2 separate regions of the Homo sapiens genome follow, and region 2 is linked to region 1. Evidence: read pairs that join two places in POLR2A ChIA-PET (ENCODE). Cell type or tissue: MCF 10A. All regions are shown on one strand. Links, peaks and the distances in the headings refer to the core of each region. The heading gives the core; the rest is flanking DNA.

Region 1 (4,387 bases), core at 14-4,013:
TTTCACTGTTTTTGGTGGCTGAATATATGTGGGGGGACTCAGGGGCCTGGGTTGGGTGGGTAGACAGCTCAGAGGCTTGGTAGGGGCCGGGCTGGATGGACTCACCTTGAAGGGGAGCATAGGGATATAGGGGTGCTGATCCTGGGGCTCTTGGGCTTCAGTCCTGAGTTAGGCATTTGTCTCAGAAGAGGATATTGAGGCCCCTTAAGTGGTTCTTCCCCAAGTCTGTATGTCTGGTGTGTGAATTCCAAATAGAACATATCTGGTTTACCAACTTCGTTCCCTCCCTCCCTCCCTCCCTGCCTCACTACACAAACAATTTAGGCCTGCGGTGGGGAACTGGGCCAAGTGTGAGGGATGCAGCCCCTCACCATGTCCCCTCTCTGTAGGCCGAGCTGCTCATCTCCGAGTCCTCAGAGATGGGGCTGGGGACTAAGGCTCTGGGCCTTTTCCCAGGGTCTTCTCAGGCTGGGGCCTCCTCTGTCTCTTTAACCCCACCTGCTTCCACTCTTCTCTGCCCCAAAGCACAAGAGGTAATCACAGCTAACTGCGTGCTCTGCTTTGCCCACTGCCTGTCTGCCTGCCCGCTGAGCCCCTGCCTACAGCTCCTCCCAGGGCTTAGCTGAAGGGCATGTGGTGATAGTTTCTTGGCTGGCCAGAGTTTGGGAGAGTGTGTGCGAGCATGCCATGCCGCCATTCCATAGAGTGCCTGTGCAGCCCATTGAATTGCATATTTATTTGCCATGCAGAATATAATTCTGCATGCCATTCATTAGTTCTCACAACATGCTGGACCCTCTGACTGACTTTCCTTTTCCATGACCCCAGAGGACAACCTGGTTCTAGAGCTAGGCCTGGATGGGCCCCTTGGGTAGAGCAGGCTTATGATCCTGCGCTTTGATTCAGCATGCATTGTGGAGGTCTACCATGCTCCCAGCACCCAGATAAGCTCAGTTTCTAAGGACAGGTGATGAATACGACAGTCCCTATCCTCCCGACCCACAGTTGAATGTGTTGGCATCTTTCCAAGGACTCACCTTGGGCAGTGGGCCCATTTTTCTGCTAGGCTTTTAGCTGTTCTTGCTAAGGCCTCTTTCTCACAGCCCATCTTGCTCAGGCCCTGGTGATGTCTCCACCTTCCCCCACCTGTTTCTAGCTCCTGTCCAGGCTGATGGGGTGTGAGGGGACCCTGGGGAATGGTGTGACTGGTGCTCAATGCTGCATGTGTGTGCCCCACTGGGGACTGCCAGGTTGTTGGGGACGGGGAGGGGGTCTCTGGAAGCTGGGTTCTGATCCTCAGTGAACTCTTAGAAGGCCTTCTGTGGGCTTCTTTGCCTGCCCCCAGCCCAGGGCGAATTCAGGCATGGGCCTTCAGGGTCTGCTTGGGGCAGGACTGGATGCCAAAGTGGCTCTTTAAGAGTGGAGGGCAGGAGGAGCCTTCAGACAGTTGGTTCTGCTGCCCTTTTCTGGTCTCTGTCACTCCCTGCAGCCATCTATGGGCATAGCAGGCACCCTACCCCTGCCTTGGATTTTGTATTGACATGGAGTGATGGCCCTGTGGCCTGGCATGGAGTTTGGGGTGTTGGGCACCTTATTGAACCCTGTTAACCCCTTCTTTGCCCACCCCTACCCCTTCTACTGGGCACCCCAGGAATATGTGACCCTGGCAGAAGTTTTCCAGCTGTGTTCCCGCTTGGACCCCTATGCTTCTGCCACTTCCCCCAGTGTGCTCGCCCAGCCCCTGCCTGACAGTGAGGTACCAGCCACCGAGGGTGCCCACCAATGCCCAAGGACCTCTTTATGGATGGCCTAGATTCCCCCTTGGGCCTGGGTGGAGCTAGGGGGACAGAAGGGTCTGTGTTCGACAGTGAGGGAGAAGGGCAGCCTGCATAAGGGGAGGTTGGGAGTGGTTTCTTTTTTTCCCTGGGGCCTTGGGAGCTTTCTTTAGCTCCTATGGCCTGGGGAGGGGCACGCCTTCTGCTCTAGGATGAGGGTGTCGAGTTGAGAGGACTCTGGCTTTCCTAGGCTGCAGGCTCTGTACTTTCTGCCCTTTCCCTCCCTTCCCCTGTGGGTAGGGCCATCTCATGTGTTCTGGTTCCATTAACCTCTTATATTCCCTCCTGCGTCTGGCCTTGCTCCAAGTACGTGATGCTTGAGCAGCTAAAGGTGATGCGGGGCACCTCGCCCATGCCCCCAGCCCCTGTGCCAGGCCTTTCTCCCTGGGCCTCCGCCTCCCGGGACCTGGTTCCCACCACCTGCCTTCCTCCCATGCTGCCCTCCTCCTCGTTCGCTTCCATCACGCCTTCACCTAAGGTTGGTGGTTTGTGAGTTCTTGCTACCCCCACCCATGACTGGTGTGCTCTGTGTGTGTTTTGCTCCTGCTCACCTGGCCTCTTGGCTCTGGGCCAGCCCAAGGGGAGTGCCCAGTGCCTGCAGGCTCTGTCTGGTGGCTGGTTTCATGGCTGGTGTAGCACATGTCTGTGGTCTGGAAGTTGTACCCTGACTGTTTCTCTTTGCCCTTAGTACATTCAGGGCAACTGTTGTCTCACTGTTTTTCTCTTCTTTTTCTTGATGCTCTCCTTTCTCCCTTCCTTCCTCCCCTTCTTCCTTCACCTTCCTGTCCATTTCCCTGATGTGGCCTTCCTTTTTAACCTTCCCCTTCCTTCTTCCTCTTCTTTCTTCTTTCTCCCTTCTCCTGCCTTTTCCTTTCCCTTTATTTCCTGGCCTTTCCTCTCCATCCTCCCCTCCTGTCCCCTTTTCCCCTCCCCATTCCCACCTCCAGATGGAGAAGCTGCTGCTCCCTGCTGTAGACTTAGAGCAGTGGTACCAGGAGCTGATGGCCGGGCTGGGGACTGGCCCCGCTGCAGCCTCCCCTCACTCTTCTCCCCCGCCTCTGCCCGCCAAAGCTTCCCGTCAGCTGCAGGTAACCCCTCCTTCACTGCCCGTCCTCCCCAGCCTTTGCACCTGTCCACTCTGATACCTCCTGCCAATCCATCAGCCACACAGTACCACCTTGAGTGGAGGCGTCAGCCCAGTCAGGGCAATGAGGGCACCTCTGGGCCCTGAGAGGGTCACTCCTTGGGCAGCCATCCTGGCATGTGGGCAACCGGGGGGCCAGCCTCCATAGTCTAAAACTATCTGATTGAGTGTCTGGTGGAAGAGGATTCTGGAGCTGTGGTCAGTTTGGGATCTGTTTGGTGCCCTGTGCTGAGCTAGGCTGTGGGTCTGGCCTATGCTTGGCAGCCCCCAACACCTGGAGCTTCTCACCCAGTCTGGGGGCCTGACAGGCTCTTGGGCCTGTGGCAACTGGAACTAGTGTGTCCTGGGAAGAACTGCCAGTATTTTGTTCTCCTGGTCTCTCCAGCAGTGACACTTGGAAGCAGAAAACAAAGGGCAAAGACTCTGAAGTGACAGCCTAAGCCTCCTCAGAGTTGCCATGGAGGGCGTGGGCCTACCTGAACCTGCAGCAAGCAACTGACCATGGGGTGGGAAAGGGGGCTGGGCTAGTCTTCTCCTCAGGTTTCCTCCACTGACCAGCTGCAGTGCCTAAGATTGACCATTTAAGATCACCCCTTGAGTGAAGGCACTGCATCTGTAAGACTGTGACCTCAGCTAAAATTTCATGTTTCCTTGGGGAGGAGTTTGATCATGTAAGACTTCTACTGTGTACCCAGCTGGTTAGAGATTTTAACGTGTTTTGATTCTCTGATCATCATCATAGGCCTTTGAGGTAGATGAAGTTAACTCATTTTATAGATGAAACACTGGGGCCTAGAGAAGATAAGTAATCTCTCCAAGGCCACACAGCTAGGAAGTAGCAGAGCTTATGCCACGTCAGGGTTTGTGACACTAAAGGCCATATTCACCACATGCTAGTGCTGCAGGGGAGCTTGGCCATTATTTAGTCTAGTCCTACCCCCTTCTTTTGCAGATAAGGAAGCCAAGGCCCAGAGTAGGGAGGTGTGTGGCCCAAGGTCACACAGCCTGTTAGTGGCAGAGCTAGGACCAGAGGGAACCCAGCTTCTAGTTGGTCTCCTGCACAACTGCCTGACTGACATTAAATCCTTGCATGGGTCTGTTTACAGGTCTTTTCTTAGACCCAGGGTTGGGCTAGGGATTGGCCCAGGGAGGAACAGCCTGGAAAGGAGAATTGGCAGCTGCCAATAGCATCTGGCCATTGGGCTGGCTCAGGAGGCTTGTTGTCAGAGCCAGAAGGCCTCAGAGGCCTAGTGCCAGGGCGGTACGTCAGATCACAGCAGACTAGGTGACATGGGGGAGGTGGCCAATGGGGGAGCCAGGAATCACTGGGCACTATCTTTTCTTTCCAGGTTTACCGCTCCAAGATGGATGGCGAGGCCACCAGCCCCCTTCCCCGGACCCGCAGCGG
Region 2 (4,387 bases), core at 274-4,273, 170 kb after region 1:
TATTTAATCCTCACAACAACCCTCCAAAGTGAGGCAGGCACAGTTATCTCTCTCTTTAGGGGGAGGGAAACAGGCTTAATCGTAAGAATCAGTTGGGGTATAAACCCAGGTCTGTCTGTCAAGAAACTCCATACTCCACTTGATCTTAGCCAAAAGGCCAAGAGGCAATACAAACTCCATACTCTTCATGACTCTTCTTTATCCTTTCTTTCAAGTGAATGGAAGGTGAGGAAGTGGGGACACAGTCTTTTAAGAATCTTGGCTGAGGTGGGGAGCAGTGGCTCACACCTGTAATCCTAGCATTTTGGGAGACCAAGGCTGGTGGATCACCTGAGGTCAGGAGTTTGAGACCAAGCTGGGTAGCATGGTGAAACCCCGTCTCTATTAAAAATACAAAAATTCGGCCGGGAGTGGTGGCTCAGGCCTGCAATCCCAGCACTTTGGGAAGCCGAGGCAGGCAGATCCCGATGTCAGGAGTCCAGGACTAGCCTGGCCGACATAGTGAACCCCCGTCTCTACTGAAAATACAAAAATTAGCCAGGAGTGGTGTCCCGCGCCTGTAGTCTCAGCTACTTGGGAGGCTTAGACAGGAGAATTGCTTGAGTCCGGGAGGCGGAGATTACAGTGAGCTGAGACCATGCCCTTGTACCCCAGTTCTGGGTGGCAGAGTGAGCTCCTGTCTCAAAAAAAAAAAAAAAAGCCAGGGGCGGTGGCTCATGCCTGTAATCCCAGCACTTTGGGAGGCCAAGGTGGGCAGATCACCTGAGGTCAAGAGTTCGAGACCAGCCTGGCCAACACGGCGGAACCCCATCTCTACTAAAAATACAAAAATTAGCCAGGCATGGTGGCAGGTGCCTGTAATCCCAGCTACTCAGGAGGCTGAGGTAGGAGAATCGCTTGAACCCAGGAGGCGGAGGTTGCAGTGAGCCAAGATCGTGCCATTGCACTCCAGCCCGGGGGACAAGAGCAAGACTTCATCTCAAAAACAAAAAAAAAATAAAAGCAGGATTCTTCATCATATTAGAATTTCAGATAAATGAAGAAGAAAAAAGAAAAAAATCATTCTGCTATAAAAACACATGCGCATGAATGTTCATTGCAGCACTATTCACAATAGCAAAGACATGTAATCAAACTAAATGCCCATTAATGATGGATTGGATAAAGAAGATGTGGCACATATGTACCATGGAATATTATGCAGCCATAAAAAATGAGATCATGTCTTTTGTGGGAACATAACTGGACTGGAGCTGGAGGCTATCATCCTTAGCAAATTAAGACAGGAACAGAGCCCCAGATATCACATGCTCTCACTTTTAAGTGGGAGCTAAATGATAAGAACTTATGAACACAAAGAAGGGAACAACAGACACTGGGGCCTACTTGAGAGTGGAGGGTGGGAGGAGGGAGAGGAGCAGAAGAGATCACTATTGGCTACTGGGCTTAATACCTGGGTGATGCAATAATATGTACAACAAACACTCATGACACATGTTTACCTACGTAACAAACCTTCACATATACCCCCAAACCAAAAATAAAAGTTAAAAAAAAAGTGTAGACATATATGCATACTCCTTAGCTCTATGCACCAAGACAGTTTGGAAATGGTCATACTCTAATAGCAGTTAACACCCCTAGTCCCAAATCTTGGTCTCTAAATACCGTTCTCCACTAAAAGAAACCAGGGATCCTTGGAGAAATGATTGATTTCAGGGCTGAGACAAGGAAAGTACAAGATGAACTCAGACCATCTTGCTGTGGCAGAAAGTAAAGAAGTGCTTAAAGAATGACAGAGATATGTCAACAGGATGTCAAAGGGGCTTGAAGGGGGCTCCCCTAACCAACTCTGAGCATCAAAATAAATAATGACAGTAAAAGGTCATAATCTATCAAATGAAGTGGGAATCCACATGTTCATACTGATAAGAATAAAAGAATACATAAACAAATGAGAACATCTTTCTTTACAGCAGAATAACAACTAATAAATTTAGAAGGAACAATGAAATTGAAAAAACCACTATTAGGCAAACTTCATAGTAATAATTCATTCAGCAAAAAAAAAAAACTAAAAATAGTGAGGAAAACTATGATAAGGAACAGGATATGTACCTCAAAGAAGTACCTTTCCACAAAACACTTACTAATTACAAAGGGCAAAAGAGTAACTTTACAGTGGAAAGACCTAGCAGACACCACCTTAATCCAGGTCAAAGTTAACATTCTGGTGAGGTTTGGATTAAAAACAAATCAAATATGCAAACAAAATAAACGATTGTATCAAATTTTTTTTAAAAAGAGAACAAAGTTAACATTCTCAATAATGGTACAAATTGAAATCAGGTACCACCAGATGGGAGGCAATAACACAGTATCACTTCTGTCCTATTCCTGCCAAAAAAAAAGAAACACTGAGAAATTGTTCCAGATTGAAAGAAACATGAGCCAGGTGTGCAGTGGCTCACGCTTGTAATCCCAGCACTTTGGGAGGCTGAGGCGGGCAGATCACCTGAGGTCAGGAGTTTGAGACCAGCCTGGCCAACGTGGCAAAACCCCGTCTCTACTAAAAATAAAAAAAATAGCTGCGTGCGGTGGCAGGTACCTGTAGTCCCAACTATTTGGAAGGCTGAGACAGGAGAATCGCTTGTACCCAGGCTGTGGAGGTTGCAGTGAGCTGAGATCTCGCCACTGCACTCTGGCCTGGGTGACAGAGCAAGACTCCATCTCAATTAAAAAAAAGAGAGAGAAAAGAAAAGAAAGAAAGAAACATGAAAACAAATGCAATGCATGGTCCTGGAAGAGACCCTTTTAATATAAAGGACAGTATTAGGGCCGGGCATGGCAGCTCACACCTGTAACCTAGCACTTTAGGAGGCTGAGGGAGGAGGATTGCTTGAGCCCAAGAGTTCAAGACCAGCCTGGGCAATATAGGGACCTATCTCTATGAAAAACTTTTTTAAAAATTTGCCAGGCATGGTTGTGCACATCTGTACTCCTAGCTACTCAGGAGGCTGAGGCAGGAGGATCCCTTGGGAAGAACAGTTCCAGACTATGCTATGATGGCACCACTGCACTCCAGTCTGGGCAATAGAGTGAGACCCTGTCTGAAAAAAAAAGGGGGGGTAGGGGGGACAGTAGTGGGACAATTAGAGAAATCTGATCTGGGCCTGTGGGTTAGATGGCTGTCATATACTTGTTTGAGTGTGTACTCATGTTGGGAGGATGGGCATTGTGTTGGAAATTTAATCTTGGATGGTTCAGAAAAAAAGTTCTTGAAATTTTTTTTAAATTTAAAATTCTTTCAGCATAAAATGAAAAATAAAATTTTAAAATCTATCAGTAATTCCTCTGATAAATAAGATAAGCTATTGAATTAATGGAACAAAAACAGTACACATAAAGAGAAACTTTCATAAACAAGAAAGAGCTCTTGGAAATTAAAAATATGATAGAAAATTTGTTTAAGTGTTCAACAGAAAATGTACAAAGTAAAATTGAAGAAATCTTAGAGATAAAAGACAAACATAGAAAACAGAGGAGGATGGCCGGGTGCGGTAACTCATACCTGTAATTCTGGCACTTTGGGAGGCCAAGGCAGGAGGATCACTTGAGCCCAGGAGTTCAAGACCAGCCTTGGCAACACAGTGAGTCCATGTCTCTACAAAAAATTTAAAAATTAGCTGGGTGCGGTGGCAGTCACCTATAGTCCCAGGTACTAGGGGTTTAGGGGAGCTGAGGTGGGAGGGATCGCTTGAGCCCTTGAGTCAAGGCTGCAGTGAGCTATGATTGTACCACTGCACTCTAGCCTGGGCAACAGAGCTGAGACCCTGTCTCAAAAACAAACAAACAAAAAGAAAATGGAGGAGGAAAACACAAAATACAAGCTCCAAGGCAATTAGATTAGGCCAGGAGATCCAGCATCTAACTAATGGGTGTTCAAAAGAAAAACAACATAGAAATCAGAAGGGAAGAAATCATCAAGCAAGTAATAAAGACTAATCCCCATATTGAAGGATACGAATCGCTAGATTGAAACGTCCCATCTAGTGCCAGCACAGTCAATGAAAACAGACCCACAGCAAGGCACATCATCAAGAAATATCAGAAAATCAAAGACAAAGAGAAGAGGTCTCAGAAAGGGAAAACCTAAACTAAACAAAAACAGGCCACATAGAAGAGCTTAGGAATCAAAATGACTTTAGACCTATTAACAGCCACACTGACACCGGAAGGCAATGAAGGAGTGCCTTGAAGATTCAGAAGGAAAATTCTGTACAACCTAGAATCCTAAATAGAGCCAAACTTTTGTATGAAGTATGAAAGCAAACACACATATTTTCAAGCATGCAAGGTCTCCAAAAATTTATTTCTCATCTATATT

Evidence for each region. Peaks named below come from ENCODE experiments on the same cell type or tissue, not always from the same donor. Only the 100,000 strongest peaks of a DNase experiment are listed, where the experiment ranks them.
Region 2: POLR2A ChIA-PET joins it to region 1 with 5 read pairs; 7 of 35 experiments call an interaction of 5 or more read pairs at or near these places.

The regions. Positions count from the first base shown.
Region 1 is chr11:118,639,472-118,643,858 of GRCh38, forward strand. PHLDB1 (pleckstrin homology like domain family B member 1) reads left to right here. Exons shown (of 23, transcript NM_001144758.3): 13 at 2,783-2,923; 14 at 4,329-4,387. Among named protein-coding and RNA genes, the nearest start is that of MIR6716, 2.3 kb to the right of the region's middle. In MCF 10A, for the core only: a CTCF peak has its summit at 1,476; a DNase peak (open chromatin) is centred at 2,410.
Region 2 is chr11:118,806,772-118,811,158 of GRCh38, forward strand. No RefSeq gene overlaps it. Among named protein-coding and RNA genes, the nearest start is that of DDX6, 18 kb to the left of the region's middle. In MCF 10A, for the core only: no CTCF peak of the experiment used is centred there; no DNase peak of the experiment used is centred there.